Linked DNA regions of Mus musculus: region 2 is linked to region 1. The links are chromatin loops, found by intact Hi-C in ENCODE. Cell type or tissue: gastrocnemius. All regions are shown on one strand. Links, peaks and the distances in the headings refer to the core of each region. The heading gives the core; the rest is flanking DNA.

Region 1 (5,517 bases), core at 220-5,219:
CCAGGACTTGATCATCCTAGCAACTCATGTCAGAACCTTACATTGACAGATCCATGTATATAACATAAAGTGTTCTGCAGAGGAAGGAACGGGATACAGTAGAGAGCATGCTACTGTTGGATGTGTTGGATATCAGTGGGTTAAACCACAGGATCTTCTCTTGTCAGGGAGACATGGCAGTGTTTGGAGACCTTTTCATTCACAGTTCATAGCCACCATGACAAGGAAATGACCGCTGTCTTGTCTTTACAGAATACAGGTGAACCTGGTGTTTGGAAAGGTTTAAGTTAAGCCCAGGTATTGGGACTCTGGGACTCCAAGTCACAACAAATGCTCAATAAATATTACCTGCTGCTTCTAGTTATTGCTGTTGTTCTTAAAGAAACACACTTGATAGGTATTTGAACTGCACCAATTTACTCTGAGTAACTTGCCCTTAAGTCAGTGTACAGTGTGAGCAGCAGAGGCTTCCAAAAGGCCAAAGGCTCTGCTGAATTTCAAGGTCAGTGCTGTGTCCACAACTGCCATGCTACCAGTCACCCATGCCAAGGATCCTCCCACACTCCAGACTTGTAGCCAGGAAACAACAGACATACTTCCTGCAATTCCTTGGTGGTTCTTTGTGCGGCTTTTTGAAGCTTTTGTGTTCTCTAATGTGCTGGGCTGGGTGGACAGCGCCATCATGATCAAAGACCCAGCTGGCAGGTATGCCAACCCCGTATACGCTGCCAGCCACCAGGCACCAGCTGCCAGCTGCCAGCCACCAACCACCAGCCACCTGCCACTGGATCCAGGAAGAGTCAAGGGGGGAGGTATTAGGCTTCACAACGGCTCCAGGTGCTATCCCAGCCACAGGCTCTGCCTTGCAACAGCTGAAGTGTGCCTATTCCAGGTGTGCCAGGCAGGAGCTGACATTCAAGCAGCTCCTAGACCAGCAGTGGCTGGCAGATCACTGGCAATGTGATGGCTTAAGGAAACTTAACCTTCTGACTGGGACAAATGAGTTCAAGAGGGCCCGAAGGGAGAGTGCAGCATCCTTCCACAGGCCCAAGTTCACAAGTGCCATACTTAGTCCCAGGCAGGTTGGGGCCAAGGGGTTCTAAGATAACCATCACTGAAGCATATGCTAGTGAAAGGCTATGTTGTATTACATGAGGAATTCTGCAAGAAATTGGGCCGGAAAGGGCTCAGAACATCTATGGTGGTTTGAATGAGAAATAGTCCCCATGACCTGAGGCATTTGAATGCTTGGTCTCCTGGTGCAGTTTGGGGGACATTTATGAGGTTTGGACTTTTGAAGGAAGTGTGTCATTAGTAAGCTTTGAGAGTAAAGGGACCTGAGTCATTTCTAGCTCCCCGTACCCCTTCTCATTGTGTTTGCAGATCGAAATGTGATCCTTCATATCCTGTCCCTGCCTTTGCTGTGCCACCGCAGATGGACTCTCACCCTCTAGAACCGTAGGCCCCAATATATGCTATTTCCTCTGCGTTGCTTTGGTCATGGTATTTTATCACAGTAATAGAAAGGTAACTACCGCATTCTATGTTCATAGCTCCTAGTAGAACAGATACCCATTTGCATTAAGTGTCAAAAAAGGGAATGGGGAACTTCCTAGAACTCAGATGCTTGCTGAATCTGCCTCTGGGAACCCCAGAGACCTTCATGGAGAAATTCTGGGTGTCAGCTATTCCTCTAATCACCCTGAAAATCTTGAAGATGTATATCACAGCATCTGCTTTATCAGTTAGATGGATAAGGAAAGTCTATTGGCTGTCACATTTTCCACATAGAAGAAACATTTATAGATAAGAAAAAAAAAATCACCTAAGGTCAAATGGCAAACCAGGCTCTAACACAGGAGCTCATTTCTTATTTTTTATAAACACGTATGAGATCCACATCACATGGAATAAGACTATTAAATGAGTGATATACATGTCTGAAGTGACAATAAATACAGAAATGATTACGCACACACATACACACATACACACATACACACACACACACACACACACACACACACATACACACACACACCTCCCCCACTATAGATAGTGCATGTGTGTATCTTTGTGCCCGTGACTACATATATTAGCAAATGTGTTTCTTAAAAGTTTTGTTCTGCCGGGCATGGTGACGCACACCTTTAATCCCAGCACTTGGGAGGCAGAGGCAGGTGGATTTCTGAGTTCGAGGCCAGCCTGGTCTACAAAGTGAGTTCCAGGACAGCCAGGGCTATACAGAGAAACCCTGTCTCAAAAAACAAACAACAACAACAACAACAACAAAGTTTTGTTCTTGCTTGTCTGAATTTCCTAAATTATAGAATGAGTATTTACTGCTTTTTTTTTTTTAAGTTAAACAGTAAGAATGGAAGTTCTACTTCCTTTTCTCAGCTGGATCTCTGACTGGGAGCACAACAAGGATCTAGAGAGTGCAGCGGAGCTTCTGTACTGTTTCCTATGCTCTTGACCATTTCTTTCTATGCGATGATGCACCATGCGACACCTAGGATGATACAGTATCACTGTAGAACTCACATAGAGTAGCATTGCCAGCTGCTGTTCTTTGTAGAATGCTTATACTGGCCTAGCCCATAGTACCTCTTTGTCCATCGCTAGTGTCAATCAATGTACTGGGTGAATGTCCATGTACAGAAGAGGAAAATGAGGCATCCTTGTCTCCTCACAGTCACAGAACCCAGCCAGCTCATTACATTCCCACTGCCAGAGATCCTTGGTGGAGACAGGCTGTGGACTGAATGGCGTGGGTAAGAGAAGAGAGAGGGTTTACTCATGGAAGGAGTAGTTCCCAGAAAGGATCAAGACTATGGGAACAGCCCCAGCCAGCAGCCCCAGATGGTATGTTCATGCCAGCTGAGGTGAATATCTGGGCATTTCTGTCCAGGGCCTCAGGGTATCCAGGTGTGGGAAGCCACCAAGACAGGAAGCAGCTACCAGGACCCTGATACCCAACCTTCATGATTGGCCAGCTTGGTTGGCTGCCTGTCAGGACTTCTAAAGGGTGAATGAAGAGGCTGGCTAAGTCTGCCTGAAACCAAGATGCTTAAACAAAGGGAGGCCACTGTGGGCTAAGCTGGCAGAAGTCCATGGCGGGGACAGAGGGCAGGAAACAAGAGTCACAAAGTAAGAGGGGGAGGAGGGGAGGCGTGTACAAGGTGCTATCTGCGTTGGGCATTCTCTGCCCACAGGAGGGAGACAGAATGTGAACAGGAGGCCATAGCTGGTGAGAAAGCTGTGAGGAGGTCTGAGCTGTGAGGTAGGTAGAAGTCAGCAGAGAGCAAACCTTTCTTGTTCTGTTTCCTTTTCTTTTTCGTTTTCTCCTTGAGGGGTGGCAATAATATTTATTTGGTTCTACTTTCTTTTCTTTTCTTTTTTTTTTTTTTTTATTACACTGTCACTGTCTTCAGACACAGCAGAAGAGGGAGTCAGATCCCATTACAGATGGTTGTGAGCCACCCTATGGTTACTGAGAATTGAACTCAGGACTTGTGGAAAAGCAGTCAGTGCTCTCATCCACAGAGCCATCCCTCTAGTCCCTTACTTATGTGGTTCTAAACAGTGCCTCTGGGAATCTAAGGTTGACTCGAACTCACTACATAGCAGAGGATGGCCTTGAACTTCGGATCCTTCTCTCTCCACCTCCTACGGTCTGGGCTTATAGTCATGTGATATCCCCTGGGTTTACTTAGTGTCTGGATTAAATCCAAGGCTTTGTGAATGACTCACTTAACCAGTAGAGGCTACTTGCTCAGTCCAAGAGCAAACCTGTTTGCAAGACATTGAAGGAACTCCTTTAGGTGTCTATACATTCCAGAAATTTCCTCACATGGGTCTCTTTCCATCCTTCATGACTGCTACACCAGTCATAGGAGCACCCAGGGCCCAGCCAGGAGTCCCTCTGGGTTAGCTTCCCTCAGACATCCCTACCAGGATCAGGTAGGTCAGCTGAAGGTCTGTTGTGGATCAAAACAAATTAGTGTTCCATGACACTAACTCGATCAAATATCTCCCCTCCTGATGCCACCATAGGACGTGACCCTGCAGGTGACTTACCTTCAGGAGCAGTAAGGGCAGTACGGACACTAAGAACATCATGTATGGGCAGGTAGGATGTTACAAGTTAGGACTCCTGGCTGAGGCCAAGTGTTCCTCTAGCAGAGGATTCCCTCACCTAAGAACTTCATTTCTAGGTATGGAAGGAGTTGACTGTTCCAGGGGAAGGAGATGTGAAGGATGAAGCATTGGTCCTGGTATGTCCTAACTCCCACCTGGAGAGTGCCACCACCACTGTTGCAGAGTCACAATAGGAGAAGCAGGAGTCACATGAAACAGATGGTATAGGACTACTACATTAGAACCCAGATTCAAGTCACTTAGAGCTGACTCTTTTCCGAATTATGGGGGCTAGAAAGATGGCTCAGCAAGTAAAAACACATGCTTGTCTTGCAGGACTAGGGTTCCGGTTCTGGCACCTCCATTGGCGGCTCGCTAACATGTATAACTCCAGTTCCAGGAGACCCACCATTCTCCTCTGACCTCTGTGAGCACTAGGCATGCACACAGTACACATACATACATGTAGGCAAAACATTTCATGTAGTTAAAAATAAATCTTAAAACAAACAAACAAAAAAGCACAAAATGATAACCTGGCCTCTGGCTCTGTAGTATTCCATTTCTTCTTTGGGATGGGAACTACATTGGTGGGATTAAGAGAACCATACAATAGCTTGTAATGAAGGGTCAGAACATATAGCTATTAGAGAGCTCAAGGAATAAATGAAGAAGAGCAGAGAGGGGGACAGTCAGAGGAAGACAAGAAGCCAGCTGTAGAGCACAAGCAAGGAGTATCTGGATCCAACTGCAATCATATCAGCCCTTCCTTGGTACAGAGACAGGACCATGCATAGAGCCAGAGCACCTTCATGTTGTGCAAATGAAGGACGTGTGCAGAGGATATGCCAGGACTTTCTCTGTCCAGCAGCCCCAGGTTCTAGCCAGAGCTGGAGGAGGCTATAGGAAAGAAGTTGGCCACGGAGCTTCCAAGACCTTAGAACTGAACTGCAGAGGGCAGCCAGCTCCCCGTGCCCACCCAGCCCAAGTGGGTGGGTGCTCCTTTCCCTCCACAGCCTGTCCTGCTACATCAAGTCCTCAGAACGAGGCAGATGGCAGAATAGGAAACCCCACAGAGAGAGACCAAAAGGTTGGAGCTCATCCTCTAGTCCCGGCTTGATGTAGGACCTCTGTGAGACTGAAGATGGTCACCCTACCTCTGTGAGCCGAGGCAATAGAGTCCTGCTTCAAAGGGCGATTTGAGAGATCCCAGGAGACATGGGCCGGCGGAGCCTCTTTGAGTGCAGGCTATGTGTGTAGGAGTCATTTCAGGTTTCCTACACTGTTTTCAACAAAAGAATCAGAAATGAAGAAGCTAGGATTTAAAGGCAGAGACGGACATTCCTTTCCTTCCCTGGGCCTTCTTGTGAGGCACTG
Region 2 (5,517 bases), core at 163-5,162, 67 kb before region 1:
TTGAGATGTCTCCATGTGAGGGTTAGCTCATCTAGAAAACTTCACACAAATCTGTATGTTTTTTCTCCCATGGATGGATATTTAATTCAGCCTTCTCTTTTTTTTAGGATTACAAATACTGCATTCTTTCCTTTGCACATGAGTGTTCTCCAGGGAGCATAATTGGGAGTAAAGTTGCTGTAGTGTAATATTGCCAAGTTACTTTCCAAAGTCAATATAGTCTTTCACAGAGCAAATAGAATTTGAGACCTGAACACAGTTGAAAAACTGGGTTTCTCTTACGTTATACAATTATGTGTTTTAAAAAGCTGTACCAATATACGATTGGAATGAAGCTCCCACCCAATACAAGGATTTTTTTTTTCAGCAGTGTTCCCAAGGGATGGTCCAACAACCCATTCTTGAACTCTTAAAGTCCACAGGGAAGTTTGATTTGTTAACCCTGCATCTCTCTGCAGAGCGAAAACACATCAGGAAAAGAATAATCCCTCCCTTTGCCTGAGGCCTGTACCAGTCCACTGGTGGAAACAGGTAGAAGACACAAGAGATAAGAATAGTAGAGTCCTCAGGGTACAGTCAGGAGGACTGTTCTGCTCCATTAAGGACTTTTGTGGTTTTTTGTGTGTGAAGGAAAGACATTGTAGGGAGTGGGGCAAGAAGGGAGCACAGTCAGTTTCAATCTGGAGGACCCAGATGGCAGAGAGACTGACAATGAAGTAGACATCAGGACTCTGAAAGAATGATCTGATATCCACAATGAATGGGTACAAATGGGAGGAGGAGGAAGAGGAGGAGGAGGAGGAGGAGGAGGAGGAGGAGGAGGAGGAGGAGGAGGAGGAGGAACTTGTTTACAACCAGAATCAGGAATAAAATAGGCAGTCGGGGCTCACATGTTGTCAATCATTTGGAGCATTTGTTTTGTTATCTAGGAAACAGGAATAATAAGAGTACCTAAGAAGGTCCAGTAAGATCCCTGTTGAAGAGGGAAAAATCAGGGCATAGACATAATCAAATAAAAGCAATACCAAACTGCAAAATTTTACATAATTCAACATCCAATGTCTAGGATTCACTCACAATCATCTGGGATCCTCCAAGGGCCTTAGGTCACTTCTCCACCTCTACTCTCTGCAGCACACACAGCTTGTCTTCTGGGTTCTGGCTGACTCCACTCCACCACAGCTGCTGACCTTTGTGGTCATCCCATGGTACTGGCATCTCCAAAATGCTGCAGTCTTCTGCTACAATTGAGCTGTACATTCACTCATAGCCTCTCATAGTCTCTCTTGATGCCAAACCTCAGCTTCTCTGCATGACCCCTTTAGTCCTGGGCCTTCAATTGCCTATGAGGCTGCATTTTTATCGGTGGTCTCTCCTGACTTCTCAGAGTGCCAAGCATCAGCTGCTCTCTATCATTCCTTTATGTTTTCAAAACTAGTACCACCTGGATGACTCTTCAAGTTCACCTGTCAGTATCAAGTACAAACGTGTCCACCTCTAGAACACAACTTCTGTGTGCTGACTCTCAGGAAACACTCCCCAGAAGATTTTGCCTCAATGATGCTGGCCTCTTCTTAATCTCTGCTAAATTCTAAGTTCCAGCCAACCCAGCACCGAGTATTCCAGCAAAACAAAGATTTCACTCTAGCCATACAGATATCTTGTTAATTACAGCTGATTCTTCAGCCCCAGCTTGCAGAATGAAAGAATCGTAATTCAAAATAGCAAACATCCCCAATAGAATCTTCAGACTTTTCTCTGGTACTTCACAGGGGAGACCTCCATCTTCTGCATTGCCTTCAACATTCTTATCTTCCAAGCTCCTACAGAATAGCTTAACAAGAATTAAACATCCCAAGGCTTTTCTTGTCCAAAGTTCCAAAGTCCTTCCACAACCCTCCCCAAAACAACAACCCTACAGTCCTGGTACCAACTTGTCTTAGGTTTTCTATCACTGTGCTGAAACACTATGAACAAAAAAGCAAGATGGAGAGGAAAGGACTAATTTGGCACACACTACCACAACATAGTTCATCACTGAAGAATGTCAGGGCAGGAACTCCAACAAGGCCAGAACTTGGAGGCAGGGGTTGACGAAGAGACCTGAAGGTATACTGCTCAATGACTTGCTTGCTGTGACTTTCTCAGCCTGTTTTCTTATAGAACCCAGAACCATTGGCCCAGGGATGGCCCCCACCCACAATGGGCTGGGTCCCACCCCATCAATCACTGATTTTAAATGATTGCATACAGGCCTGCATACAACCTGGTCTTAGGAAGGAATTTTTCTTAATTAAGGTTCCCTCCTCTCAGACAGCTATAGGTTGTGTAAAATTGACATAAAACTATCCAGAATAATTTACTACTTGAAGAGCTAATGTCTGACCCATGAGTAGGATACAAGTCTGAGCAGCAGATATATTTGTGTATTATATATACCTCATATATTCCTTGTATATACCACGTGATGTTGACCTCATAAGACACCTTAAAATTCAGAGTTTAATGGCATGGAATCTTCCACTCATGGGATTCTGTCAGAATTCAAAAGGTTACCAATTTTAGAGCACATTGGATTTCACATTGTGAGATTATGGATACCTAACCTATAATATTGGTGGTGACAACTTCTCTCTCTTTCTCTCTCTCTCTCTCTCTCTCTCTTTCACACACACACACACACACACACACCTTGGCACCTTACCCTTCTACTACTAAGTTATAACAAAGAAGAAGAAGAAGAAGAAGAAGAAGAAGAAGAAGAAGAAGAAGAAGAAGAGAAGAAGAAGAAGAAGGTGAAGAAGAAGAAGATGAAGAAGAAGAAGAAGAAGAAGAAGAAGAAGAAGAAGAAGAAGAAGAAGATGAAGAAGAAGAAGAAGAAGATGAAGAAGAAGAAGAAGAAGAAGAAGAAGAAGAAGAAGAAGAAGAAGAAGATGATGATGATGAAGAAGAAGAAGATGAAGAAGAAGAAGAAGAAGAAGAAGAAGAAGAAGAAGAAGAAGAAGAAGAAGAAGACTACAGAGAAGTCTTTCTAGAAAGAAAATTTCCCTTGAGAACCACTCCAAAACTACACACCAAGGAAGGAAAGGAAGGAGGGATTCCCAGAGGCAGCTTGGCCTCCACGTTGAGGTAAAATGCAACCCCAGTATGTTCCATATTTGCTCCCTGTATGACATGAGCTGCCTGATTCCAGGATCGTGGAAGGACGTTGGGGCTTTGAGCAAGTTCTGTTTCCTACCCAGTCCTCACTCAGTCTTTCACCTGGAGCAACCCCTGACACACAGAAAGGCTGGGGTATGTAAGTCACTCCTGGCTGGCTGAATGTACTCTGTAGACAAGGCTACCAGGATTCAGATACCCTGCCAGGGCTTTCCGTGCACCAGGCTCTGGTCTTAGAAGTGGGAAGTGAATCCTTCTCTTCTACTACAGCAACAATAGTAACAGCCACAGGAACAAGAGCCCAAATGCAACGAAAGCAGGGAGTTGCTTGGTCTGCCCAACCTCCCTCCACCCCTGGAGCTGCTGAGCCCCTGGTATTTAAAGTGAAAGGTAAGACTGTGGGGCAGGCTGCTGGCCCTGCAGCTGCCAATTTCATCTTCGAGAAGGGCCTCATGATACCTGCATGTTGCCGATACCCCTGCCATGCCTGACATCAAGCCTAATGGCTTCACTCTCTGTAAGAAGACCTGATTATGCCACAGGGCACAGCTGACAGTTTTTCATTTTCTGAGTGAGGCTCCATGGGGTTTTAATTCCCCCTTCCTTTGAGGTCCCCATCCCCTTGTCTGAGTATTTCACCTACTCCTGGCTCTGCCATCTCTGTCAACATTACGGAGTAGGGGATATAGTGGCATTACGGTTGCCATGGCTAACTCTAACAGCTATATTGATTTCTTGGTTACATCTGCTCCAAAGGTACCATCGAGAATGGGCCCCTAAGGGTCTGGAAAGATAAAAGAAGAGAAAACATAAATGGACTTATTTTTTTTCCCTTCAGGAAATAACTACAAACAAATTAGCACTTGTCCAGATTCGGAAGCACTTACTGCAAGTACTCCTGAGCCGCAAGCAAAGCCATACAGGACATAGGATGCACAATGCAGATAAAAACCTAATGCCAAAATCCTGGAGAAAAAAAAGGGGTAAGTGAATGCACATACAAGACCAAGAAATTAGCAGATAGACTCTCTATAACAAGAAGACACTTACTGGCTGGATAAAATGGAAATATTTACATCACAAATCCCCCACCAGCAGCAGAGAGCTAATAACATCTTTCCCATAGGATGGTGGTGAAGAATGTGGAAATCCCCAGCAGAACCTCTGCCACATACTAACACTTCCATTGATCTTCCTTTTACAGTGCAAGGGAGAAGGTCCTGCTCAGAAAGCAGCATGGCCTTAGCATGACAACTGCCAGGAAGGAGTGAAAAATGGGGAATCATCGCAACAATTTTCTATATTGCCAGGAACATGACCAATCTGTCAACTGTATGCAGGTCCTCTAAGACACAAAGAGCCAATAGCATAAGGAGTCCATGTGAGACACTTGGCTGTTGTCTATGTTCCCTTCTGCATAAGCCCAGAGTTAACACCAATCGTTCCTTCATGGCTAAAGCCATGGAGATTAAGATGCCGGTTCTACCAAGAGATGAGCCAAGAGAATAAAGAAGAAGAAATAGAAAGATGTGATAGTTTGTACATGCTCGGCCCAGGGAATAGCACTATTAGAAGGTGTGGCCCTGTTGGAGTAGGTGTAGTCTTGTTGGAGTAGGTGTGTCACTGTGGGTGTGGTCTTTAAGACCCTCATCCTAGCTACCTGGAAGTCAGCATTTGACTAGTAGTCTTCAGATGAAGATGTAGAACTCTCAGTTCCTCCTGACCCATGCCTGCCTGAATGCTGCATGTTCCTTCCTGGATAATGGACTGAACTTCTGAACCTGTATGTCAGCCTCCCTATAAGACTTGTCTTGGTCATGGTGTCTGCTCATAGTTGTAAAACCCTAACTATAACAAAAGGGCAGGTTAATTGATCTAGAGCACTTAGAAATTACAGGCAGACCTCAGTTGCCAGAGCAATGAAAGAATTGGTGAAAAGAGTGCACTTTGACCAAATTTCAGCATCCACATGCTTACACTAGTGGAACAAGCACCTTCACTCCATGGCTACATCCCTGAGATCAGTATCTCAGGCCAATGTCACAAATGTTTCTGCCTCCTTGCATCTCTTGCTATTAGACCAGTGTTTCTCAACCCCCCTAATGCTGAAACTCTTTAATACAGTTCCTCATGTTGTGGAGACCTCCCCAACACACAACCATAAATGTTTTCTTTGCTATTTTATAATTGTAATTTTGCTATCATTGTGAATTGTAGTGTAAATATCCATGGTCTCAGGCGACTCCCCTTAGAGGAGAAAGTTCCTGCAAGAGAATGGACTGAAGGACCCAAGAGATGTCTCCACTTTGGTTTTCTCTCACTTTCACACTCAAACACAAAAGTACCTGAACACTGGCT

Evidence for each region. Hi-C counts contacts between places; a loop is a spot of excess contacts. Peaks named below come from ENCODE experiments on the same cell type or tissue, not always from the same donor. Only the 100,000 strongest peaks of a DNase experiment are listed, where the experiment ranks them.
Region 2: a loop joins it to region 1, with 2.2 times the contacts of the local background. A loop is called at or near these places in 1 of 42 quality-filtered maps.

What each region holds. Positions count from the first base shown.
Region 1 is chr15:62,207,723-62,213,239 of GRCm38, reverse strand. All of the region lies in intron 2 of Pvt1 (Pvt1 oncogene), which reads right to left. Among named protein-coding and RNA genes, the nearest start is that of Pvt1, 170 kb to the right of the region's middle. In gastrocnemius, for the core only: no CTCF peak of the experiment used is centred there; DNase peaks (open chromatin) are centred at 733 and 3,062; H3K27ac peaks cover 504 bases.
Region 2 is chr15:62,274,391-62,279,907 of GRCm38, reverse strand. No RefSeq gene overlaps it. Among named protein-coding and RNA genes, the nearest start is that of Pvt1, 240 kb to the right of the region's middle. In gastrocnemius, for the core only: no CTCF peak of the experiment used is centred there; no DNase peak of the experiment used is centred there; H3K27ac peaks cover 254 bases.